Regions from separate parts of the Mus musculus genome. Here regions 1, 3, 4 and 5 are each linked to region 2. Evidence: chromatin loops called from intact Hi-C (ENCODE). Cell type or tissue: heart. All regions are shown on one strand. Region 1 has its middle 29 kb from the start of Gm33299. Region 2 overlaps Farp1 (FERM, RhoGEF (Arhgef) and pleckstrin domain protein 1 (chondrocyte-derived)). Region 3 overlaps Gm33299 (a long non-coding RNA gene). Region 4 overlaps Stk24 (serine/threonine kinase 24). Region 5 overlaps Dock9 (dedicator of cytokinesis 9).

What was found. Peaks named below come from ENCODE experiments on the same cell type or tissue, not always from the same donor. Only the 100,000 strongest peaks of a DNase experiment are listed, where the experiment ranks them.
Region 1: it touches region 2 in a loop (6-fold over the local background); 15 of 42 quality-filtered maps call a loop at or near these places.
Region 3: it touches region 2 in a loop (5-fold over the local background); 33 of 42 quality-filtered maps call a loop at or near these places.
Region 4: it touches region 2 in a loop (2.2-fold over the local background); 5 of 42 quality-filtered maps call a loop at or near these places.
Region 5: a loop joins it to region 2, with 2.3 times the contacts of the local background. A loop is called at or near these places in 26 of 42 quality-filtered maps.

Annotation. Positions count from the first base shown.
Region 1 is chr14:121,424,912-121,429,911 of GRCm38, reverse strand. No RefSeq gene overlaps it. Among named protein-coding and RNA genes, the nearest start is that of Gm33299, 29 kb to the left of the region's middle. In heart, a CTCF peak has its summit at 2,884 (motif pointing right); no DNase peak of the experiment used is centred here; H3K27ac peaks cover 323 bases.
Region 2 is chr14:121,277,130-121,282,129 of GRCm38, reverse strand. It overlaps Farp1 (FERM, RhoGEF (Arhgef) and pleckstrin domain protein 1 (chondrocyte-derived)), which reads right to left. Exons shown (of 27, transcript NM_134082.3): 25 at 2,187-2,294; 26 at 1,159-1,310. Among named protein-coding and RNA genes, the nearest start is that of B930095G15Rik, 31 kb to the right of the region's middle. In heart, a CTCF peak has its summit at 2,851 (motif pointing left); DNase peaks (open chromatin) are centred at 2,769 and 3,124.
Region 3 is chr14:121,449,356-121,454,355 of GRCm38, reverse strand. All of the region lies in intron 2 of Gm33299 (a long non-coding RNA gene), which reads left to right. Among named protein-coding and RNA genes, the nearest start is that of Gm33299, 5.0 kb to the left of the region's middle. In heart, no CTCF peak of the experiment used is centred here; a DNase peak (open chromatin) is centred at 3,045; H3K4me3 peaks cover 509 bases; H3K27ac peaks cover 262 bases.
Region 4 is chr14:121,337,652-121,342,651 of GRCm38, reverse strand. Stk24 (serine/threonine kinase 24) reads left to right here. Exons shown (of 11, transcript NM_145465.2): 2 at 5,000. Among named protein-coding and RNA genes, the nearest start is that of Stk24, 39 kb to the left of the region's middle. In heart, no CTCF peak of the experiment used is centred here; DNase peaks (open chromatin) are centred at 2,441 and 3,611; H3K27ac peaks cover 1,142 bases.
Region 5 is chr14:121,587,416-121,592,415 of GRCm38, reverse strand. Dock9 (dedicator of cytokinesis 9) reads left to right here. Exons shown (of 54, transcript NM_001081039.1): 38 at 468-604. Among named protein-coding and RNA genes, the nearest start is that of Slc15a1, 85 kb to the right of the region's middle. In heart, CTCF peaks have their summits at 2,870 (motif pointing right) and 3,744 (motif pointing left); a DNase peak (open chromatin) is centred at 2,895; H3K27ac peaks cover 757 bases.

The DNA of each region.
Region 1 (5,000 bases), 150 kb before region 2:
GTTGAAACGTTGGGATCCTTCCAACCTTTATTTGTATTATTTGATGTTTTGAAAAGAAGAGTGGGGATGCAGCTTAGTTGACGGAACATTGATTGCCTCACATGCACAAGGCCCATGGCTCAGTCCCCTGCAGGTGGAGCGTCTGTCATCTAGCACTTGGAAGGTGGAAGCAGGAAGATCAGAAGTTTAGGTGGAGGTCAGCCTGGGATGTGTGAGACCCTGTCCCCAGAAGGAAGAGAAAGAAAGCTCACATGCCAGCCAATTGCTCGTGGATCTTTCCCACTAAGTCAGCCCACTTTTTAACATTCTGACTCAAAAAGCATAGCTTTTCTTTTTAATGTTTTTACATTTATTTATCTTGCATATGTTTGTATGTGCCTGCTTACATGTATGTGTTAGTATGTATATGTGTGTATGTGTGTATGTGTAGTGTGTGTATGTATGTGAGTGTATATGTATGTGTGTATGTTATATGTGTGTGTATGTTTGTGTATGTGAGTGTGTATATGTGTGTGACTGAGTGTATGTGAGTGTGTGGTTGCATATGTATTTGTGTGACTGTGCAATATGTGTGTGTATAGGTGTGTATATATATATGTATGTATGTGAGTGTGTATGTTAGTGTGTGTTTATGTGTGTTAGTGTGTACATGTGTATGTTTGTGTATGTATGCATGTGTATGTATGTGAGTGAGTATGTGAGTGTATGTGAGTGAGCGTTTGGTTGTGTGTATATGTGTATGACTGTGTGTGTATGTGTGAGTGTGCATGTATGAGTGTGTGTATGTATGTGATCATGTGATCGTGTATGTATGTGAGTGTGAGCATGTGTATGTGTGCATTTGTGTGTATAAGTATGTGTGTGTGTGTGTATCCATACCTACCACATGGCACATGTGGAGATCAGAGGACAGCTTGCTGGAGCCAGTTCTCTTCTCCTATCACATGAGTTCCAGGAACCAAACTTAGACGCCATCGGGTGTCTTGGGCACTTTTCTGTTCCGTTGAAGAAGTACAATGACCAAGGCAAGCTCGAGAAGAATGAGTTTTTTTTTGGACTTCCAGTTCCCAGAGAGATAAAGAGTCTATCCCGAGAGGGAAGCATCAGGTATAGTAACTGGAGTGGCAAACTGAGGAACCACATCCTGAACTAGAAGCACAAACCAACAAGAAAGAGCAAATGGAAACTGCTCAGTCTTCAAACGCTGCAGCCTCCCTCCAGTGGCTGCTTCCTCTGGCAAGGCTATGAGCCCTCAACTTTCTTTTCGGTTTGTGTTTTGGGTTGTTTGTTTGTTTTGTTTTGTTTTGTTTGAGACAGGATTTCTCTGTGTAGCCCTGGCTGTCCTTTCCTGTGTAGCTGACCTCGAACTCAGAAATCTGTCTGCTTCTGCCTCCCAAGTGCTGGGATTAAAGGCATGCCACCACTGCCCAGGTGAGCCCTCAACTTTCAAGTGTTAAAATGTGCGAGCCTGTGGGGGACATTCTTAACAAAAGCCTCGCCCCAGACTTGGTGTCTGAGAGCCATCCACTGAGTCATCCTGCTGGCCCCTTCCCTTTCTCTTTATCGTTTTCAAGTACCAGCAGAAAGAAAATTTAAGCATGCTTTCCCTGACACCTGGGCTTCTCAAAGTTTCTCCTGAAGACTCACACCCCATCCACTCTGCAGCTGCTTGGCAACCTCCATGATTTTCAAGGTGTGACTTTCTCACCGCCATCTTCCTTCCTCCTGCTGCCTGCATTCTCAGCTTGCCTGGCCTGTTGTTTTCTTCTCAAATACTAAAACAATTGTTCCCAGGTTTCAAAAAAGAAAGGAAGAAAAGAAGGAAAAAGAAAGAAAGAAGAAAGGTCTGCCTCCTGGCATTGGGGGGGGGGGGCGCGGGGTCGTGTGTGGGCGGGGTTGTGAGGCGGGGTCTGTGCTTTGCCAACCTCCTTCAACCTTCCTTCCAAGCTCTGCTACTTCCTAGCCCAACATAACCTCCCAGTTTCTCTATTTCCTCTTCTGAATGATTGGAATGATGAAAGCAGCTGCCCTCAAAGGGACACTAAGAACACATGACTATGTGCAAAGCACCCAGTAACATCTGCGCAGATTTCACACCGAGGCCCCGAGGCTCCGAGGCTCAGCATATACCACAAGTTACCAGCTAGTAGTAATCCCGAGATTTCACAGAACCCAAGTTTCCTAATCTATGTAGAAAGGTTCCCTTGCTTGATATTGTTAGTCCTGAAATTAGACAGAGAAAAGCCAACTCCACCATTTTAGGCTAAATTGAAAGCAAGCTATATTAAATATTAAATACTGAGCAAAAGATGAACTGTGGCTCGGGCATGGTGGCGCATGCCTTTAATCCCAGCACTCGGGAGGCAGAGGCAGGCGGATTTCTGAGTTGGAGGCCAGCCTGGTCTACAAAGTGAGTTCCAGGACAGCCAGAACTACACAGAGAAACCCTGTCTCGAAAAACCAAAAAAAAAAAAAAAAAAAAAAAAAAAAAGATGAACTGTGGTCAGGACCATCCCCTGGAGTTTCCCAGTTGAGAATAGCCTCAAGTCACATGTTGAAGGGGTTTATAAGAACAAATGCATAAGGCACTGGGCTTTCCCATTCCAAGATACACAACTCCTGGCATTGCAGGAAGTTAGCTGGTTCATGGGTGAGTGGGGCTTACAGGTTAACTTTGGGCATTACAACATCTCTTCAGCAGAGGGGCTACACAGTGGATGCCCACCCAGGTACCCATGTCCTGTTTCCACGCTCTCCACTCGATGATTCTTTTTAATTTGTGTGTGTGTGTGTATGAGTGTTTTGCCTGTATGTATGTATGTATGTGTATGTATGTATGTATGCATGCATAGTACATGCCTGCCTAGTACACACAGAAGCCAGAAGAGGGCACCAGATCCCATGAAACTGGATATACTGATGGCTGTGATGCCATGGGGATTCTGGGAACTGAACCTGGATCCTCTGTGAGAGCAGCAAGCCCCCTTAACTGCTGACCTATCTCTCCAGACATATTTATGTATTCTCTAATTGTTGATTTTATATTTTGTTTTTGATTCTTCACTTACTGTTTTTGGGTTTTTTTGCTCAGCAACCTTTTTTTTTTTTTTTTTTTTTTTTTTTTTTTTTTTTTTTTGCTCAGCAACCATGTGGTTGCTGAGAATTGAACTCAGGACCTCTGGAAGAGCAGTCAGTGCTTTTAACCGCCGAGCCATCTCTCCAGACCCCACTTACTCCCGATTTTAATTATAAAACAGAACCTTTTTATTTGTAAAGGAGAAAATGGTAACAGTGGGGGCTGGAGAGATAACTCAGTCAACAAAGGGCTTGTCTGTCGGGCATGAGGACCCAAGTTCAATCCCCAGCATCCATGTAAACATTGGGTATGACAATGCATGCCTAAAAGTCCAGTGCTGGAGAGTCAGGAGTAGGAGGGCCCTTGGGACTCACTGGTCAGCCAGTTTAGCCTAATAAGATGATCTGGAGAGCAGTGAAAAATCTGTTCCCAAGAAGTGAATGGTGTTCCTGAGGGTAGTACCTGAGGTTGTCCTCTGGCTTATACACACCCCTGCACACATGCAAATACACACATGAACATATGCACCCCTGTCATGTGCACACATGTATGCACTCACATGTATGTTGGCATACATAACACTGTTTGGAGTCTGACCCTGGGGGAGGTGGGAAGGGACCCAAGGGACAGAGGTGCCTGCTTTACATATCAAAGCAGACCTGGCCTCCAGGTTCTCCCAGCATCCCTCAGTCCCTACATGTTATATGCTGCCCCCAACCTTGAACTTGAGCTCAGGGACTGGGCTGGCCTTCCTCCAGAGAGTCTTCCCTATATAGTCCAGACATTCTGGCCTCTCTCTCTTTGCATTCACTTTCTCTCTTTCTTTTCTCCCTCCTCCCAACCCCTACGGGAACTCCCCTGGCAGTCTGGTGCCATGGAGTCAGCTCTGCAAAGGTTCCAGCAGCTGAGGGAGGGGCCAGGGTGAGAGTGGAGCTTAGAGCCCAGGGCTAGTCTGAGAGCAAGAACACTTCCTTTTGTTTTGTGACCCAAGGACAGAGAACAACATTGACTTTGATATTCTCAGGATATTCTGCTTTTGAGATTCTCCTTCAGTCTTTCTTTTAGACAGGGCCAAGGCCGGCTTTGAGCACAGAGATGCACCTACCTGTACCCGACTGTCCTGGGATTAAAGGTGTACATCACCACACCTGGCAGGAAAAACAGCCTTGTGACTATTGATTTATGTTGAAGCTCCCGTGTCCTGGCCCACTTCCATGGTTCAAAAGGTCCTCCCAGGCTGGCAAGATGATGGCTCAGCAGGTTAAAGAGCTTGCTGCGTGAGCCTGACAGCCTGAGGCCAGTCCCATGCAGTGGTGGGAAGAACCGGTTCCTCCAAGTAGTCCTCTGACCTTCTAGCCACTTACACACAGCATGTGTGCACCCCAGTACACATCACACACAGTATGCATGCCCCCCAGTACACATCACACACAGTACTCATGTACCCCAGTACATATCACACACAGGATGCATGCACCCCAGTTCACATGCATACCTCACATGCACCCCAGTACACATCCCACATAGCATGCATGTACCCCTGTACACATCACACATAGCATGTATACACCCCAGTACACATCACACACAGCATGCATGCACCCCAGTACACATGCATACCTCACATGCACCCCAGTACACATCACATACAGCATGCGTGCACCCCAGTACATATCACACACAGGATGCATGCACCCCAGTTCACATGCATACCTCACATGCACCCCAGTACACATCACACACAGCATAATGCACCCCAGTACACATCATGCATAGCTCACATGCACCCCAATACACATCACACACAGCGTGCATGTATCCCAGTACACATCCCACATGTCTCTCATGCACCCCTGTACACATCACAATACACACACACACACACACACATCACACGCACGCACTAGTTTTAAAGTCTTAAAGT
Region 2 (5,000 bases):
GTTCACGTATGGCAGCAGTTCCAAAGGCATTATAAGGGTTGCATTTACACAACCATCCCGTCCCACTTGATGGGCCCATCTTGTACATTTGCAAGAAACCAGGGCAGCACTGGATCTAGAACACGCTGAGTCTGCACACTGCTAGTTGTCACAGTTGAGGGTGTTACTAGTACCAGCTCCCAGGGTTCAGGGACACGTTCAAGAATAATCTGTCCCAAGTTACCTGGTCCAACATGTCTTGAGTGTGGGTAAAGAAGACCGCCTACTCGTGGGATTCGGCGTGGCAAGGCTGCAAGCCTTGGAAAGATCTTTTCTAGATCTCTAAGGATCCTGACCACTGGTTATCAACTTTCCTATTTCTGTTGTTACTTCATAACTAATTTAGTAGTTATGAATCATACTGTAAATATCTGAATTTTCTGACAACCCCCTGTGCAGGGGTCAAGACCCACAGGTTAAGAACTGCTGATCTGGGCTGAGACTTGCCACTTTTTGGGCTCATTTGCAAGCAGTTTGGCTTAGGGTTTGCTGGCTGGTTTCATGGACATTTGCTAGGGATTGTTTCTAGTTGGCCTGTTGACCTTGAAATGCCAGTGAGGGAACAAGCCTACATCCTGACAAACAGCAAGGCCAGAAGAGAACTTGTTCCTGCTGGGTGAGGGGAGGCTGGCATGTTGAGGCCTCTGATTGTTACTACAGTCCAGTGACCTTGGTTGTTGTCTTATACTATGGGACACATTTCCCCAAAGCCCTGTTTTCCCCTTGGAATGTAAATTTCATGGACAGTTTTAAGTAAGAGTTAACACTGCCGAAAACCTGGCAGCCTATTTCCTTCCTGACTCTGAACCACTTCGACACTCAGCTTGCTTGCTTCTTCGTGTGGTTGTTAGCTAGCATCAGCCTTTGGGTCCATTATGGCCACTTGTGCCCCACCTCCCCCTGCTGCAGCTTCCTGGCAGAGGACCAAGCACGTTGGCACGTGCTAGCTAACCTTACATGGTAAGAGCTAACATCTCTACGACACCACGCTGCGGGGCTGGGAGTATGAAGCAGACCTATAGAATGCACACAGACTACTCAGGAGAGGCGAGCCCTGATGTCAGGACAGGGACCATGGTCCTGCAGGTGGGCTGTGCAGACATGGGCGGTGGCACCTACCTTTCAAATGTGTATTCGCTTTCAGCCCTGAAGTAGTACACGTGGGACTTGAAATGCAGCTTGAACACATAGTCCTTGTGGATGTTCTCAGACTCAGAGGGGATGGTGAGGGAGTAGCCCAGCAGAGGCAGGCTGGCAAGGGGGTGACTGTCCTGCAACAGGGTACAGAGGAAGTGGTCAGTGGTGTTGGGTAGGGTTGCTGTTCTAGTCAAGGTCTCCTGCTCTGGACTAGTTTGGTCGAGAAGAAGCCAATCTTGGCCAGTGTGCCGTGGTCTCCTCCTTTAAGGGCAAGTCCATTAGAACGAGTCAGGCATCTGGATAGAAGGCCGCCCCTGAGACCCCTGGTGTGTTTACCTTAAGATAGGGCATGTATGAGTTTCTTCCTCAGTCTCTGCCCCCTACATAGTGCAGTGCCTGGACACACCAAGTTCTGCCTTCCTGAGTCTGGACTCAGAAGGGACAAACTATTCTTTTTCTCATGACTTCACTGTGATGGCCGAGCATAAGTGTGCTTTAGGCTCCCTTCTCATTTTATAAAGCTCTTTCCCCTCCCAGGTGTGTGGCTGACTTCCATGCCACTCTGTCTTTTCCTTTCTCCCAGGAAGCTGTGGGATGGATAGCTTGCCCACCCTGGTATTTTCCTTTTAGATGTTATACATTGTTCTCCAGCTTCCATTTGCCCATTTGTCCCAGAGCATCTGCGTCTACTCTTAAAATTCAACACCACCAGGAGGGGACTCCCAAGACTTGGGCTGACATGTCTTTCCTGCCTTTTATTTTTTCAGTTGGCAGAGTTTTCGCCTCCTCCCTACAGGACAGCGTGGAGTCACCCTCTCCTCTTGTGCCATCCTTGAATAACTGGGTGTCGTGTGTTCATTTAGAGCGGAAGCTCTCCAGTGGACATGGCTGGTCCACTGGAACCCTACATTCCCCCACCCTCACCCCCTGCACTGGATTCTTCACCTGTCAGGTGTTGCAAGCTCTGTACTTCAGGTTAGGGCCAGCTGCCCTGTGTCAGGGGCACTTACCTGGTGTGATTTGTAGAAGAACAGGCAGAAGTTGGTGAATACCACCCACAGCTTCTGCCAGCCATTGCTGTTCTTGAACTTTCTCAGCAAGTTCCCAGAGAGCTGGTTCTGAAAGACAAGTGGGGGGGGGGGGTAGGAGAGATAGGAGGTGGTCAGAAACACAGTTCAAAGGCACGCCAGGGAGTTGGTAACAACTGGTCCATGGCATTCACTGTATCTCAAGAGACTGGTAGCCTCTGTGAGTGGGTCTGGAGTCCCTAGCAGTGAGCATGGGTTTCCCACAACAGACATTGTTCATTTTACATGGAGAGATCATCAGTTGAATGAATTCCTGTCACAAGTTAATTCCTGCCCCGACACAGGTGTGAGTCCTTACTACTATCACCCTTGAATGTGACAACATTAAGGAGCAAGGTGGTCAGTCATACTGGGGCTGGGAAAGGCCCTCGGTCCTATGTGAGTATGGTTCTAAGGAAGTGATTCAGGGCACCAACACAGAAGCAGAGGTTAGCGTGGGGCGTCCATGACCAGGGATGGCTAGCCAATGAGCTGGAAAGGACACAGAGTGTCCCTACAAGGAAGGGGGCAGGCTGGGATTCTGGTCTTTTCCCTGGAAGATCTAGGTCTATCAGCATAGACCTCCAGAGTGGCTCTATGCTGCCACCTAGTGGAGAGGTCCAGAAGCCACTCTGCCAGCCACTGCTTCAGGGCATGCTTGTTGCGTTCCTGCAGTTCCTGTAAACATGAATCCTTGCCGTGTGGAGTGAAGGCAGGGACACAGCACAGACCTCACACCTGACAGCTTCAGATTGTGAAGAGAGCTCCGTCCACCCTCTTGACAAGCTGACCTTCCACCCCGCTGCCAAGTGACATGACTGGAGGTCACGGAAAGGAGGCAGGAGGTGTACAGTAGTGAAGGCTCCTTGATGCCACCCAGCAGTTCACTGGAAACTGTTAGGTTGGCAAATTGTGTATCTATTACCTCACAGTTCAGCATCCCAGGCCGACGGGACAGCCCGCAGCACCTTCTGCTCTTGCAGAAAGCCTGAAGTGGGTTCCCAGCACCCACACTGGGGGATCATAATGGCCTAGGTATCTCAGGCTCTGGGGGGACTCAACACCCCCTTGGCTACCACATGCATATAACCCCACTCTCTGCTGAGAGAAAAGCTTTAAGATACTTCTAAGTCTGCTTTACTACATTTTGTAAGTGCTGATGTCAGGAAGGCCCTAGAGGGAGGACATGTCTACAAGTTCCATCCTTCAGCTGCTCAGAGTGATGGGAGATGGCAAAGTGAGCCGAGAAGGGATTCTACCCAAAGCGCTTCAACCACCCACCCACCCACCCGGCTGCCGCTACCTGCCTGCAGGGGGGACAGGAGATTCTGGGTAGTGGCAAGCCTTGTTGTCCATGAGTCAGACCCCTTCTGCCTGGCCCTCCTTTCAGAACTCTCCCTAAACGACATCACTGGTCTGTCATTGTGTCACGAACCCCAGCAAAGCTTGTAGTGTCTGGCTGGTCTCTTGTCACTGCGCTCTGCCCTCTTAAAGCTGAGCCCATGGGGTTCATGTGGGTGGCAGAGTCTTAAAAGTGAAGCATCTAGGAAGTGAGGCCAAGAGAACTTCTTCCAGGCAGCATCACAGGGCCAGCAGCCACACAGAGTGGAGCCGCTGCGTCTGGGAGTACTGCTTCTCCCAGGATGGTCCTCCCAGGATGGTCCTCCGCTGCTTTCAAGCACAGGTCCCCCTCTCTACTGTGACCTGCCTCACCTGGGGTGCCCTCACACACAGGCCCAGATGAAGGATGGCATGGAGCAAGGGCAGCAAGCAGGCAGCCTCTCACTGGGCAGGGCTTAGAAATGTGATCACAGGATACTAAGGCTAGACACTCACAGGAAAGGGAGTGTTGGGGAGTGCTAGGGTCTTGGCTGGGGCCCCTTGAAAATCTCTTCAGGACACAGCTGTGGTAGGAAACTATAACTGTGAAGGCCACTTGCACAACACAATTCCAAGACTCTTGGGATGTATCTTAAAGAACCTGTGTGTCTATCTCCAATCTCTTCGGGTCAAAGAACCAGCAAATTACTACTGTCCTTGGCTCAGTCTTTCACGTGATATTATGTGGCCCGGGCAAGTCAAGAATTAGAACTTTGTGCATTTTAAAGAATGAAAGGAGTCTTTTTCACAGAAGTCCCTCTCCCCATGGGGCCAGAGTTGGAGGCACTGAAGATGTAAGAAGCACAAGCTGCCATACAACTAGAGGGGACTGGGGAGACTCACACCAGCAGGTGCTGTTGGCAACGCGACAGGAGACAGCTTTGCTGTTCCTATGTTTGCCAGGCTACTTTGAAGTGGGATTTAGAAAGGTCTAGAAGCTGTGTGCGGTAATTCAGTGGAAGGCTCACCTTCAAAGCAACTTTCCAGGCATGGGCTACTGAGCCCATCTGGAGACTCCTGCCCTGGGGTCCCTTCTTGGGATATATCCTGTGAACTGTAACTATGCCCTGCTAGAAACATCTCATCTCCCTTCAGACCGGGCTACCCCCTGGGTACCTGATTCCACAACTGCCATGGTGTGTGCAGCTATTGGTTGAGTATGGGCTGCACTGCTGTACAAGGGCAGAATCTTGCCCTTGGCTAACTCCATGGAAAAAGACAATGTGGAAAGCAAAGGAAGTGAGGAGGCTCTCAGGCGGCAGGGAATCTGCACTGCATTTACAAAGGAGGGTACCACCCTGTCCCAGCTGTAGGATGGCTCCAGCTCCTTATACCCTTAGGCTGGCTGTTCTGCGCCCGCTGATCACATAATGCCCT
Region 3 (5,000 bases), 170 kb before region 2:
TCTCTCTCTACAACCAGTCTCTGTAAAAGTCTCCCAGGAAAACTGCCTCTGAGTTCCATGAACTGACTGAACGTAGCTGACTAGAACTCAGACATATGCATGCCTTTGTCTCCTCTGAGTGCTGGGATTAAAGGCATGTGACTAAGACCTGGACCTAAGTTTTTCTTTACCTGAAACTTGCTCTGGACAGGCTGGTCTTGAACTTAGAGATCTGCTTGCCTCTGTCTTCTGGGATTAAAGGCATGTCTGTATTCCAGCCAAATCACATAGACCTAGCAGGTCTTTGTATGTGATCTCTTATCAGAGCAGCCACATTCTAAACTAAAATTCCTCTACAATTCTTGGTTCTGTTGGTTCAACCATTGTGTATAGGTCACCTATCCTGAGCCAACTGAGCCTAGACACTCAGCGTACATCTAAGATCCAAACCATTGTGGTAGTGTAGACAATAGTCCAGTCAACAAGGAAGCCATGGGCAAGATATTGCAGAAGGTGCCAAGGATTTAAAACAAGGCACACACCTAAAGATGTGGCTCAGTTGGTAGAGTGTGTGCCTGTCAATGCCAGTACAAACACATGAATTCTGTATAAATAGCAGAATGCTACTGGTTGGTAGAAAGGAAGCTGAGATTAATTATCTTCAGAGGATCTTGTCAGGATAGTTAGCCATCCAGGTCAATACCGCAGACCTGAAGGGACATATCCTGCAGTTCCAAAGGGCAAGGGGAATTCCTTGTTTTATGTTTCCAGAAGGAGTGGTGGTTAAAACTCCATACCATGTGACCTAGCCTGTGTGCAGGAGTCACTAGGCCCAGAGACCCTGAAAGTAAAGTTGTAATTCAATCTTGTCTTGGGACTGAGCCTGGGGCAGGGGGTGGGGAGGACTGGGTTTGCAGCTGTAAGTGGGAGGGAATGTTCAAGGCCACAGCAGAAGCTTATCAACGTTGTGGAGATGGAAAGGCTGCTGTGGGTGTGGATGGTTTGTGTGGGGAGAGAGAAAGCAGCAATTAGAGGTATTGTGACCTGACAAGTTGGATCACCCTTCACAGAAAACCCTGGCATGATGGTACTTGCCTGTGATCCCAGCACATGGGGTGGAGACAGGAGGTCAAGGCTTCACGTTATCCTCAGCCACATAGAGAGTGAGACCAGCTGCCCACGTGGAAGGACAACTCAGGAAAGGACAGCAGAAAGCATGTTAGCCTCCCTCAAGAGATGAGGAAAGCCATTGTAAGGACCATCCTCTGAGCCAAAGTGCTGCCATCTTCAGTTCATCTGGGCCTGTGCACCAAAGATCAATAGCTTGTTGACTATTGATGGTCCTTCCTGGAAGGAGGGCATGGTGAGGGTCATGAGACCTGCACCTGAGTATCCAGCCACTCCTCCCAACCAGTTATATGCCATTCTGTTTGCACGTGGCCTCCAGGTCTTAGGGAAAGGCTGGAAGGCATAGATGGGGAAGGACTCAAGGAGGGAACTCCATCCACACAGTGATGGGCGAGGCATCTGGCATGCCAGGTGCCAATCTCCCCATGTGGCTCTTTTAAAGTCACCTGTATCCATTGCTCTGTAAGAAACCCCAACAAACTCTTTGGTTCCTCAGCATGAACCTCGGTGCCACCACTTCTTGGTTTGTCATTGGGAAGTGGAAGAAGGTGGTGGGTGGTTGCTTCTCCCCAAGGAAAGGCCTTTTAACAACGGAAGCAATCACCATCATAGCTGGAGGCAGAGCAGCAGGACACAGGGGACATCTGTTGGAATGCCAAGAGGACATGTTTAGGGCCTTTGAGAAGTTGCAGGAGACCATCGCACACAGTCGAGAGCAAGGGCAGGGGTTGGGGTGGGGGCAGAAGCGACTGTGTGTTCAGTCACGGGTTTATGGGTCATGGCAAAGACATAGGCTTCTCCTTGAAAAGTCCCACACTCTGGCCAGTGCCGAGGTGGGGTCCCTCCGGCTAAAGAAGCAGCAGAAAGAGATCAAGCATTGACTCAAGATCCCCTCATGACCTACAGAAGAGCTGCTCAGTCCAGGAAGGTGGCATTAGGACTTTCAGAGTGGCCCATACTAAGGCTCTGAGTGCTTTGTTTCATCTAGCACTCAAAGGAAGTGGGCCAGCATCTCCTGACTGCCCCTGAGGAGACCAAGGCACATGGCAGTTAAGCAATGTGTGGGAGCAATGTTTGCTCCTACAGGAAGGTGTTCTATCTCCTCTCCTCTTCCCTTTCTTCTCCTCCCTCTCACCCCTCCTCCTCTCTCCTTTTCTTCTCTCTCCACCTTAATTATTCAGGTATTTGCTTAACAAGTTACTTCAGAAAGCACTAGAGGACACCTCCAGTTCCCTTTGTACCTTTAGGTCCTGGGAACAGAAGAACTTACTAAACCTTCAGCTAGAAGGAGTCATGTCTATGAGACTCTGCATTCTTCTTCCAGGAGCAGCATAGAAGAGTGGTCAGTTTATGCTGTAGAAGCCATGGTTTCAACTTGAGGTCCTCTTGCCTCTTATGAGTTGTCTCTTCTCCACCACGGCCAACTGCACACCTGAACTGTGAGCCCTTACTTTCTAAAGTCGTGTCTTCTCAGGCCAGGCCATGAGGAAAGTGCATAATACAGAGAGCAAGTGACTGCATACAGTTCTGAGGCTCAGTTTTCTGTCCAGAAATATGGGTTACCTGGACGTATTGCCCTTGGTGATATGTTTCATGCTCGTGTATCCAGGACCGAGGGGTTCCCAGGACGGAAGGGAGCTGGTTGCTTTAATGAAATGAAACCAGACATAGAAAGTGCATTGGTCTTGCACATAGTAGGTACTCTATACAAGCAGGTTATTGTTTTACTTCTTTGCCAACAAATACTGTTTTACTTCTTTGCCAACAAATACTTAGCAAACATTTACTTTATACTAACTGTAGTTTAGTGCCAAGCGGATGCACCACCCTTGCCTGCTTTGATAGCTTTAAAGGCATTTGATGAGCACCCCGCCCAACCCCTTGGGGTTTGACCAACCATGGCCCAGTGAAGCAACCCTCAAGTGTTTATCTGGGAGTGCCCCATCTTTGCCACAAGGTGGCAGAAGAGTACACTTGTGGGTTACAAAATAACAAAAGTTTTAGGTAAACATTGGCCCTGTCTCCTCCGGAATTGTTCATGCTTAAACATAAGAAGCCTTGTTAGATACCGGAATTGATCATCCTAAATGTTTCCATCTTGAGAAGGGCGGAGGTGGTCTGTTAGGTCGGGGATTCCAGTAGGTTTGCTGTTCCTCAGGACGGCACCCAGAGGCGCCCGATAGTAATGGGCTTTACTGAATTGGGGGATACTGAGGAAGGAGACTGTCGACTAGAAGGCGTCTCCCGCGTGGTGGGTTCTGCATCATTTCACTAATGTCTGACGCACTCGTTTTTCATTCAGCCCATGGCACATTGCTGTTTTCCATGCGTTGAGGTTGCCCGACAGATTAGCAAATCTGAAACAGTGGTGGTTGCTGATAAGTGCTAACAGAAGCAAGCTTAACAAGAGGTTAGAGAACAGCGAGGGTCCACTATGATTATAAATATTATACATGTTCTACCAAGAGAGTTCTGTTTTCAATATGTTGGTTTTTCCAGAATCTTCTACAAGATGCCAATCTGGGAGCCTTTTATAAAGAGTTCTGGAGGAGTCCTGTAGAAATGATCTTGGAGTTTCCTTGATTTTTTTTTTTTTTTTTTTTTTTTTTTTTAAGTTTAAATCCTGTTTTTGCCTTTTTTCCCCCTTGGATCTTTCAAGTCTAAAAACATGTTAGATTCCTCTTCCATTTGATTGGCACTTGGCTGGGTACAGAAATCCCGTTGAAGGAGGTTCTCTCTTGGGTATTTAGGGAGTGTTCTTCCTTGTCTTTCTACTTTTGATGATGCTATTAAAATCCCATGCCAGGCTCAGTATTTAATATTTTATATGGTATTTTAGTTACTCACCATTACAACAGAATACATGACAAAGAAGACATGTGGTATGGGAGGAAAGGTTCGTTTGTCCACCATGACAGGGAAGGCACAACAGCAACACCTGAGGTAGCTGCTCACACTGTATCCACATTCAGGAAGCAGTGAGAGGCAGCTCTTTCACGTTTGATCAGTGTGGGACTCATGCCCAAGGGATGGCACCCTGAATACTCGGCTTGGTTCTTTCCCCCCCTCAGTTAAACATTTCTGGAAACACCCTCCTGGACACACCCAGAGATATGTTAGCAGTGAAGATAAATCATTGTATATGGGAACCCTTTTCCCTAGATAAGCTTGTCCCTTGGATATATTACAGGATGTTTATTCAACACGCTTGAGATTCTAATAATAATGTTTTATTTTAATTAGAAACAGGGTCAGGAGATGGTACATCCCAGAACTTAGGAGGCACAGGAGGTGGATCTCTGAGTTTGAGGCCAGCCTGGACTCTGTAGAGTGAGTTTGAGGACAGCCAAGGGTACACAGAGAAATCCTGTCTCAAAAAAAGGAAAGGAGGAAGGGAGAAGGGGAGAGAGAGGGAGAGAGAGAGAGAGAGAAGACAGACAGAAAGAGTGTGTTTTTAATTTGAGGACTTTTTAAAAGAATCAATTTGGAATATTTGTGTATATAAAATGAGATTTCTTGGGGTGGGAATTCCTTTATGTTTCCTATACAACTTATGCACACAATCTGAAAGTAATTTTAAATTTTTGGGTTTTTGTTTGTTTGTTGTTTATTTGTTTTTTGGGGTGGTTTTTTTTTTTTTTTTTTTTTTTTTGGTTTTTGGTTTTTGGTTTTTTGAGACAGGGTTTCTCTGTATAGCCCTGGCTGTCCTGGAACTCACTTTGTTAACCAGGCTGGCCTAGAACTCAGAAAATCCGCCTGCCTCTGCCTCCTGAGTGCTGGGATTAAAGGTGTGCACCACCACGCCCAGCTTCGTAAATAGTCATGTGCAGTCCCTGGAAGTCATTTTAGACAATAATTTTTATATTGTGTATTTTGACTACCATCTGCCCCAT
Region 4 (5,000 bases), 61 kb before region 2:
GCTCCTCTCTGCCTCTAGCTTTCCAGTAAGATGTGAGTTCTCAGTTTCTGCTTCAATGCCATGCCTGCCTGCCTGCCCTTGTGCTCCCTGCCAGGATGACCATGAACTAACCCAATGAAACTGTAAGCAAGCTCCCTACTGTAAATGCCTTATGAGTTGCCTTGGTCATAGTGCCTCTTCACAGCAGTAGAGCATTGACTAAGATATGTTTATTACCATATTGTTTAGATGGAGGATTGTAACTTTTCACAACAAATGGCCAGTCGTTCAGAGTAACTGAAAGGGCAGAAGGTTCCTTTGTGTGTGCACAAAAAGCAGAGTTTAAGGATAAAAGAGTTGTACTTATGGGTGGCAAACATTTCTGTGGGAACTGGCCACTTAGGTTTTCTTGATGTCTAGTTTCTGAGCGTCTGGGTTGCATTTAGATGGACCCTTCCTCGAGAAGTCCATAATGGCATGTATCCTTGTTGGAACCTGTTGGGCCCTCTCAAGAGAAAGGGCATTAATCTAGCACGTCAGCCCAGTACACTGTGGTGTGGCAAGACCCATCCTATGGACTTTGCTGGTTTGCTATAGTTACAGGCTTTTCCAGGGGATCCAGGGCTTTAGCTATTCCCTATCTGAACCCAGGGAAGAACTCCTTTGAGGGGGTTGACTCCATCCAGGCTCCCCTGGGGACCTTGAGCATGCGGCAGAAAGTTTTAGCAGCGTTCTCAGAGACCAGGTGCAAGCCCGGGCTTTGGATCTGGAACACTGTGTTTGCTGTTTCTTTTGATTAGTTATTAAGGGTCATGACCTTTGTATGATTAAGTATAATACATACTTGAGCTTTCCTAAACCTTGTTACAGATTAAAGAGAGCCAAGAAGATAAGGTTTGAAAGGGAGTGAAGGTCAAGAAAGTTGTACTGAAAGTTGGAGGCAGGTCCATGGATGCAGGGACAGCTGAGAGCTCACAGGGGACGGCAGGAACCTTTGAAACCTCAAGCCTGCTCCTAGTGACACACCTCCTCCACCAAGACCACACGGATCCTTCCCAAACAATCCCACCAACTAAGCATTCAAACATATGGGAGCCATTCTTATTCAGATCACTGTCCCTTGTGTGTGTGTGTGTGTGTGTGTGTGTGTGTGTGTGTGTGTGTCTGTCTGTCTGTCTGTCTGTCTGTCTATTGTGTGTCATGTGTATGGTCATGCGTGTGTACTCTCTAGGGCTTGTGGCTATGGTCAGCTGGGGCTCTGGAGGTTATGAAGACAGCAGGTGACTGGGCTCACTCAACTGCTCCAGTTGGCCAGAACAGGCTAGGGAGATGTTCCCTAGTGGCTCTCAGCAGGCCAGGGCATGGTCATTTGGGCAGTGCCTAGTTATCGGCATCACTTCGTATTAGCTGCTTCATAGTGACAGTGCAGGACCTCCAATGATTCTGTGGGTGCTGGGCAGATCTGGCCTTGGGCCAGGGGTGACCTCTTGTATATGTCAGAACTTCTTCAGGAGCAGGCCACATGGGTCTCACTATGGCTGGGCAGAGCTGAGGTACATTCATGGAGGTGCGTTCAAGAGCAGGTGGGATTGGTAGACAGGTACCCTAGCAACAGCGTCCCTTCACTGGCTTCTGCAGTACTGGAGGGCGGGTGGTAAGTTGTTTTTAAGTCTAAAAAGGAAACCGCGGCTTTGCCCGAGAGGATCAAGCAGAAAGCTGGTCGCTCTGATCCCTGAAGCACTTGTTGTCCCCCACCTGGCTTTGCCCTCAGTTCTCCTGAGTCTTTCTCTAGGAACGGTCAAGGGATGCTGTCTCAGAGAGAGATCATTCTGTGTGATACCTAGTGTGGTCTTGTTGGTGTCTCTCTAACCTGATGGCTTCCATTTTCACTCTTGGTGTCTGGGCTTGTGGATACAGAGGAGTGAGAGGCGTGGCCCCCAGGCTTCTTCGGCTTAGCCTAGAGCATAAGAGTGCGACACAGCTGTCTGTGGGAAGAGATTATACCTAGAAAGCGAACTGTTCCGGGGTTGAGACTTTTGAGAAGCAGGGTGGGAGTTGGCGGTGTGGGGTTGGTGTAAGCATAGTGACAGAGAGGAGGTCTTAGGTCAACTGGAATGCTTAAAAAATGTGGATTATAAAATGCACACACACACGCAAACACACACATGCACACACACCAGCCATTACTAGGCTATAATGTTTAGTGTCCTGGGTGATTCTGTCCAGCCGCGCAGGGGGCGGGGACACCTGGGAGAGGGAATAGAGGAAGCATAGAAGGCCTGGCCTGGGCACTGAGTGGCTTCCAGGATTGAGTGTGACGATTCCTTTGGCACCAGGGGCTGGGAGAAGAGCTGAGGGCCAGCTGTGGAGGCCAAGGGACTGGAAAGTTACAAGGGACAGAGGGTGTGGCTGATGAGGCTCAGAGGCAGGACACTGCATCACTGGTGACCAGAGTTGCCCTGCCAGAGGGCTGTGGATGGGCAGGCAGGCAGGCAGGCAGGCAGGCAGGCGCAGAGGACTGTCAGGAACCTTCAGCAGAGAAGTCTGTGAGGTGTGAGGATTGCCGAGGCTGAATGGGGTGCTGCTTGCCTGTCTGAGGGGGAGGAACCTGAGCATGCTGCCCCGGGCGAGGAGCCAGTAGACAGGGCCAGGTGGAAGGAGAGCCGCCCAGAGGGCTGCTGGTGAAGCCTTGCCGAGAGAGGATGGAGTCCAAAGTCCCACGGTTAGGGTTAGCCTTGAAGAGAAGGAAGGCCACCCCACTTCATCCTGGAGGGAAGGAGGTAAGAGGCAGCTTGGAGCTTCTGAAATGCACAGCAGCTGCTCCGTCCGGGTTTGATTCTGCTGGAGGAGGGACACCTCAGGTCTTAACTTCTGGCTGCTTGTGGGGTGTGGGGTGAGCAGATGCATGGGCGGAGTTGGATCAGATGCTGCCCCAACTCCTACTCTCTGGCGCTCTTGGGGGGATATCCCCAAAATTGGTTTTGAAGAGTGTTTACCTGGTAAATTCCGAAAGTCTGAAAATAGAGAAATTTCAGAGTAGCCCACCAGTTTTCAAAATGGTTCCCCACTTCAGGAGGTGACCCTAAGCTCTGAGAGCTGTTCTCAGACTGTCTTGGCAAATGGAGGGTCTTGGAAAAACTTACGAGTGTCTGAGAGACACTGAAGCTGGCACCCTGACTGGAGGCAGGATTGCCCAGGTCAGGGCTGCTTTGCAGTTACGCAGCACAGTGCTGTGCTTCAAGTACAAATGATCGTGTGTGGGCTTTCTCCTCGGAGTGTGGGAGTCTGTTTAGCAGCGAGCCAAGGAGGTCACGGGCAAAACTGCAGTCTTTGCAGTTTCTTAAGCCGTGTGTGGCGGGCCACTTCATCCCGTTGTGCACAGAGTACAACAGCCCTTCTCTCTCTGCTCTTTGGTGGTACCTCTGAGGCACACGTCACATTGTGTGCACCATGGCCAGCACGTGGACTTTAATAACTCAAGACCAATAGTGGGTCTCTGAGGGCTGTCTGCGACTGTGGGTACTGGTTCTGCCTCCTTGTGAGAAGGGGTCGCCGTGACCGTTCGTGCCTGGTTCTTGTCATACGGTCTAGCATAGCAAGGCTCCCAAGTTACACCCTTGTAAGCCAAGTGCTTCTAACTTCAACTCTGAAAGCATGTGAGTGGCTGGCACCTAGTGACAGCAAGGTCATTGCCACTGTTCTGCTGGTGTTGGCAATGTCCTGTGCCTATGACCTACCTTGTCACATTATAACCATCTTCTCTTTCTGTGCCTCCTTCTCAGCTCCGCCCCCCCTTGTTCTCTTTCTTGCCCCCCAAGCCAGTAATGCAGTTTTTTGGAAGGAAGGATTAATAAATGGCTTTTTTAAAAATAAAGATTTATTTATTTTATGTGCATGGGTATTTTGCCTGAATACACATATGTGTACCATCTCCATGCCTGGTGCCAAGGATCCTCTGGAACAGGAGTTACAGACAGTTGTGAGCTGGCATGTGGGTGCCTGGGAATTGAGCCTGGTCCTCTGGAGGAACAGCCGGTGTTCTTAACCTCTGAGCCATCTCTGCAGCCCCTAATAATAGACTTTTAAGGATCAGCCAGACGTCCTCTTCTTTCTGTGGTCTGTGGGAAAACATGGTCTCAAGATTGGCTTTCTGTCTCCTAATGTCCTTTTGGTTGCAGGTTTTGGGGTACTGTGGGCATTTTGTTCTCGACAGGTGCTTGTTCTGCCCCCTGTTGGGACACAGAGCCCCTCAGACTGTTTTCAGATGTCTCTAGCACTGGCAGTGACCGTCCCTGCTAAACCCTGGAGCAGGGCTGTCCTGACCTTCCCTGGGCATGGGTACTGTGTATAGTTCTCTATTTAGCATTAGTGCTTTAAAAGTTGTTGCAAGACAACAGCATTTGTGGGCAACACAACAGTCGCTGTTTACTGCTCTCTGGGCTCTGGCTGTTGTTCCACCGAAGAGAAGAGCTATAAATGACAAGTAGTGGGGCTGTATGTACCAGCGCTGAAGCAATTCATGACAATTAGGCTATGGAATCTCTTCCCCCTCCCTGTTACGGGATAGCCTGTTAACCTGCATTTTAGCAAATAACCCGTCTGGAGGTAGGACATGTTGGAGATGGCTTGAGAAAGAAGTAGAAATTTTGCTTGAAGCACTAAGCAACCTCATACCTCTTCCCGTGCTGCCCATTGAACCCAGGAACTCACGCATGCTCGGCAGGCCTTCCCCACCACTAAGCTGACTGCCAACCCTAGAGCAAGTTTTAAAAGCAGCCAAATATCTAACCTGACTCATGATACAGAGTCACAGCTTTTTTGCCTTTCAGTTTTTCTGCTTTCTTTGCTGTTGTCCCGCACGTTCCCTATTTGTTTAACCTACACACTTGGTAAGAAGCAGCCTAGCTCTTGTCATAGAAATTGGACAGCTCCTCCAAGGCCCGGGTGAGCACACGGGTCAGGTAGGGTGAACCAGCTGTGGCTCTGGGGAAACTGATGTCTTCTCCTCTCTTTCCCACAGA
Region 5 (5,000 bases), 310 kb before region 2:
TGTGACACTGCCTCCTGCTTGGGTAAGACATAGGTGTTCAGCTTATTCATTTAACCCCTGCCATTGCATGTGTGTCTTCTGCTTCTTTTGGTGAACTGGTTTGGTTTTTTTTTTCAATTGGCATAATAGTCTGCTCTTGCCACATGTAATTCAGGGAGGTTTGCAGTGTTTTCTTAGTTGTCAGAATACTGTTATCTCCATACTGGAATGAGGTTCTCTGAAAAGTTGCATCCCTAATGAATGTACTTTCTCAGAACGAGAGAGACTCTGCCTTGGCTCGATCTTGCTGCTTCGAGGCCTAGTGGCTTTGCTGTGCACTGTTGGAGCTGCTGGCTGTCTGTCCCTGGCCACATGGCTGCATGTAGCCTGACTGCCCCATGTACAACGCTCCAGCTTCACTAACTCTCCCGCCTCGCTTGGTGTAACGCGTCTAACGTTGCTTCTTTCCCATTTCACTCATGTTACAGGAACCAGGAGGGGTTGGGACCCATAGGTCATGATCGAAAGTCTCAGACATTGCCTGTTTCCCGTAACAGAACAGGAATGATGCATGCCAGATTGCAGCAGCTGGGCAGCCTGGATAACTCTGTCACTTTTAACCACAGTAAGTCCCACGCCAAACCATCGTAACCGCCAAGCCATCTCAGAAGGGAGAGCCCCTGCCACACTGTACCGCGTCACCAACTTGATTTTTCTTCCAGAGCCAAACAAGTAGGAAGAAGAGTTCCCTCCTTGGAGGAGAGTCCTGTGCAGTGGGGGGGTAGCAGAATGTGGGGCCAAATCAACTACAGCACCCGTCTCAAAGTGCCCAAACTTCAGGCAGGATGCAGCAGATTCCGTGGCCAGACATTGGCTCGTATTTTTGTTCATTTTATTCTACCCTCTGCTGTCCCTCCTGGCACATCCGGGTCAGATTCGGTTGCCTCTCTCGCTCGGTGCATGTAATTGGTTGAGTGCCCACATTCTGACGTTCCGCCCGCAAGAGACCGTTAAGCCCGTGAATCAATTTGTGAGGGTGTGGAAAGCATCCAGTAACGAAGTGACTTTTTCTGTGTTTTCAGTGTGAGAAAGATATCAAGTGTGCTTGGGATTTCTGTAGACAATGGTAAGACTTAATCAGGTTGGGGCCGCTTCCCTTGCAAACAAGACCTTTCCATTCATCTTGCCTAACTGCAGGGCTTGCCTAACTTCACCATAGAGGTCTGCTAGTACGAGGGTCCATCTTTTTAATTCGTTTCTCTCAGTCATCCAGACACCTTCATGTGCTCCTGCTAGACGTTTTGGAGTTCGAATCTTCCTGAGGGTTTCTCAAAGCAGAAAGCCTAAAAGCACCAGCCACGCTGCGCGTGAACAATTAACACAGTCATCCTCGGAGTCTGACTTCCATCCCTGTTGCTTTCTCAAAGCCGTCCTTCTCTCTCCAAGCATGGCGTAGCGAGATCTTAGAAAATCATGTGTTCTCATCCCCAGCACTGTCTTTAATACATGGTTATTAGTTCTTCCCACCATCTCTAACCCGCTGTGGTTGTCATGCCTTTTTCTTCATGCAGACTCAGTATAAAAACAACACCCCCACCACCGTGTGGTTGAAAGGTAACACAAAGTGAGAGTGCAGAAAAGCACAGCAGCATGTCAGGTGTGGCGGCATACGCCTTTAACGCTAGCACTCCGGAGGGAGAGGGATGGATCTCCGTGGGCTAGCTCAAGGCCAGCCAAGGCTACACGGTGAGACTCTGTCTCAAAAAGCCCATAAGATAAAGCAGCAAACGAATACAGCAGCTTCCCTCACTTCACCAACAAAGTTTAACATAGCAGAGACGTCTCACTTAAGCCAGGGTCCTGTCGGCAGCCGCCTCTGGGGCTGAGGCAGAAAGAACCTCTCACACTTAGTGGTAGCCTGCACATCTACCGCATACTTGGGGCTGCAGTACTTGTGTTTTCAACTCTCTGTCTCTTAGCTCGATGAATGAGAGGTTAAGTTAAAGCAGGGTACGCCCAGGGTCTCGTGACCTTTGCTCTCATTCCCTGTTTCCGTGGTAGACCAAGGTTCCCCCCCACCCCCAACCCCACCCCCCGTCCTGTGGCACACATGCCACACTGCTAGATTTCCTTCTTCCTGGACTATATAACAGAGTAGTTTACTACACAGACACTGTGGAGGATTTTCACACAAGCAGATGGGGGCCCTATCTCAGACATAGTCACTGTCGACCCCCTGCTGTAGATGGACGCCGCAGCAGGAGCCAGAGACAGCCAGCTGCAGCTAGAACAGCCCTGTGAGCTGGGCTGCTCTCTCCTCTGCCTTCCTGCAGTCCATGGAGAAGCTGGTACCCTGCCTCCTTCCTTCCTCTGTCAGTTCTCAGTGGCATCCTGTCCTCCTGCGTGGTCAGGAAGCCATGTTCTCTGACTCCTTTCCCCTTGGCCTGTGTCTCTCCAGTCCCTCCTCCTGTGAGGTTGTTCTCCCATAGCTGAATGGCCTGTGTCTTCCAGGACTCAGTCTTTCTCCTGACCTCTGGTTCTGATGAGGTGGCTTTTACCCTTTCCCACCACCCTCTGTTTCAGCACATGGAACCTGGCCAAAAACATGCTAAGAGAATATCTTCCTGTATCTATCATGTGTACAATGTGTATGACTCATATGTATGCATATATACCTGTTCATCTCTACGTAGATATTCAGTGAAAGCTTGGGGCCATGCATGCCCCTCTACAAACAAAACAAAACAGAAACTTACACAGCTGTAAGCACAATGCCTTCTCTTAATCTAGCCAACATAAGTGAGCAGCCTGCCAGGGAGACACAGGGGCTGGGGTGAACTTCTCTCCATGGCCATTTCTTCCCTTTTTGTCAGACCTCAGCTAGGCCAGCAGGGGGCAGCAGAGGCCTGTGACAATCCGTCCTCTGTAGGCCTGGCTGCCTGTGCGTTCCCTAAATCCCTGGAGAATCCACAGTGTATGCTGCCTGTGGGACACAAGCATTTCTGAAAACAGTGCATCTTAATAGGTCATCTGAGATGGTCTGTCCGTTTATTGCACCTGGACTGGCTCAGATGTACGATGAAAGGGGCAGTCCCTGCTTGAAGCCAGTTATGTGTACCGCGCTCTTTGGGTGTCTTCACAGTGTGGGGCTGCATACTTAGGACCATTTCAGAGCCAGCTGGCACTTACTCTGTGGCATTCCTCAAAGAAGGCAAGCCGGTGCCGTGTTATTCACGGGTGACCTTGTACCTCATGGACCATGGCCACCAACAACTCTGAACATGACTCTTTCCGTATGTGAAGTTACAGGATCCAGCAAACTGTACATCATTTTGCCATAGAATATACTTTACTCTATACCCCTTGCTGTGAGGAAAACTTCTTGGCAGTTAAATGGGAACAACTGACTATTGACCACTTCTTATATTTTTTACATAAAGTATATTGGCCCCTCATAAAGCCACATGCCATTTGTTAACATATCTGAGATGGTACATCTCTGAGAGCTTACCTCTGCTTCCACGCATGCTTGTACACACACAAACACTGTTACAAAATTAAAACAAGTCTTACTGTAGGCATGATAGTGGCTTGAAAATTTTACAGATTTGATCTGTGAATGCTGAAGACTCCCAAACCAGCCCTCAGCTTGCTATCTAAAAATGTCACTCTCGACATTTTTTTTTTCTTGACATTTTTCCTGTTGCTCCTACAGGCTGAGCAAGGTGGAGGGAATTCACAGTGCTGCAACACACTATTGCCCCCTAGTGGAAGTAATGGTATTTTTGTGACTTTCAAATAATGTCCTAGTATACCATTATATTGTGCTCATATATGTACCTACCCCCAATACCCACCTCATTACCCTCCCCTTATCCACTGTCTTGCTAGTCCCAAGATGGTGTCATGGCTAGGCATGGTGTGATAGCTTAGAGAAATCTTGTCGTTACCGTATTTCTGTACATGTATACATAATTCTAACACGTAAGTAGCCTGGCACATCGATTCTGTTTTAAAACAACACGTTAAGTTCTGATTCTCTGTTTCCAGGCTTTAGACCAGGAGTAGGTTAGTGCTATGGGAACTGCTCAGTAGAAAGCCATCTTATTTAAAATGGCTACTTGCATGCCCTTAGCCTGTATGTTTTATAGAAAGAAAAGGACAATTCTATAAAGATAAAACAATAAAATCACCATTAAGCCATGTTCTAGTCTTAGCTCAGACCACAGCAGCTCCTTAAAGGTCGCTTTGACCTGTATACATATTTTTGGCTGGCCTGAGCACAGGTGTTGATGTTTTTGGCTTTGGTCTCCTCTTTCCACGGTTTATATCTCTTCAACAGTATTCCTCAATACTTCTTTCTTTCACTCTCCCTTTATCTTACCCCACCCCACCCCACCCAGCACATGAATGCCTTAGCTTGTGCGAAGGCAATACAGATGTCCTTAATGCACCTATATAGCCACCTTTCTTTTCTCTAGAAAACTACTTGTTTAAAAACAAAGAATTGGAATTAACATAATGTTAAACATATTCTATATCTTCATGAGGAGTTAGACAGCTCTGACACAAGGGGGACAGAGAACCACAGGTGTAAAAGCTCAGAACCACCTATTGAAAAGCAGAGTTGGATGAACACACTTGATAGAGCTTGCATGGCAGTCTTAAAGCATCTCTGTGGCTTTAAAAGCTCCTCTGTAGTATTTGTAGAACTATAGCTCATATTTCCTTCAGTCAGAACAAGGTCTTACTATTCTTTTCTTTCCTCTTATTTGCTTGTATCAGTTCTCTGGTACAGTGACCCAAATAGAAATTTGGAGTGTAGGTTCTGGGTTGAAGAGAACAGTTCCCATTAGTAATCTCAAGGAAATTCTATGGGTTTTCTGTACTTTATTTTTTGGATCGCTTTATTTTTTGGATGCCTTCCTCTCTGGAGTATTTAAATTAAAAAAAAAAAAGCGACCAATTAGAAAGTGTTGCTTTCTCAGTCTCTCCTGGGAGAAAGTCATTAGATTGTGTCC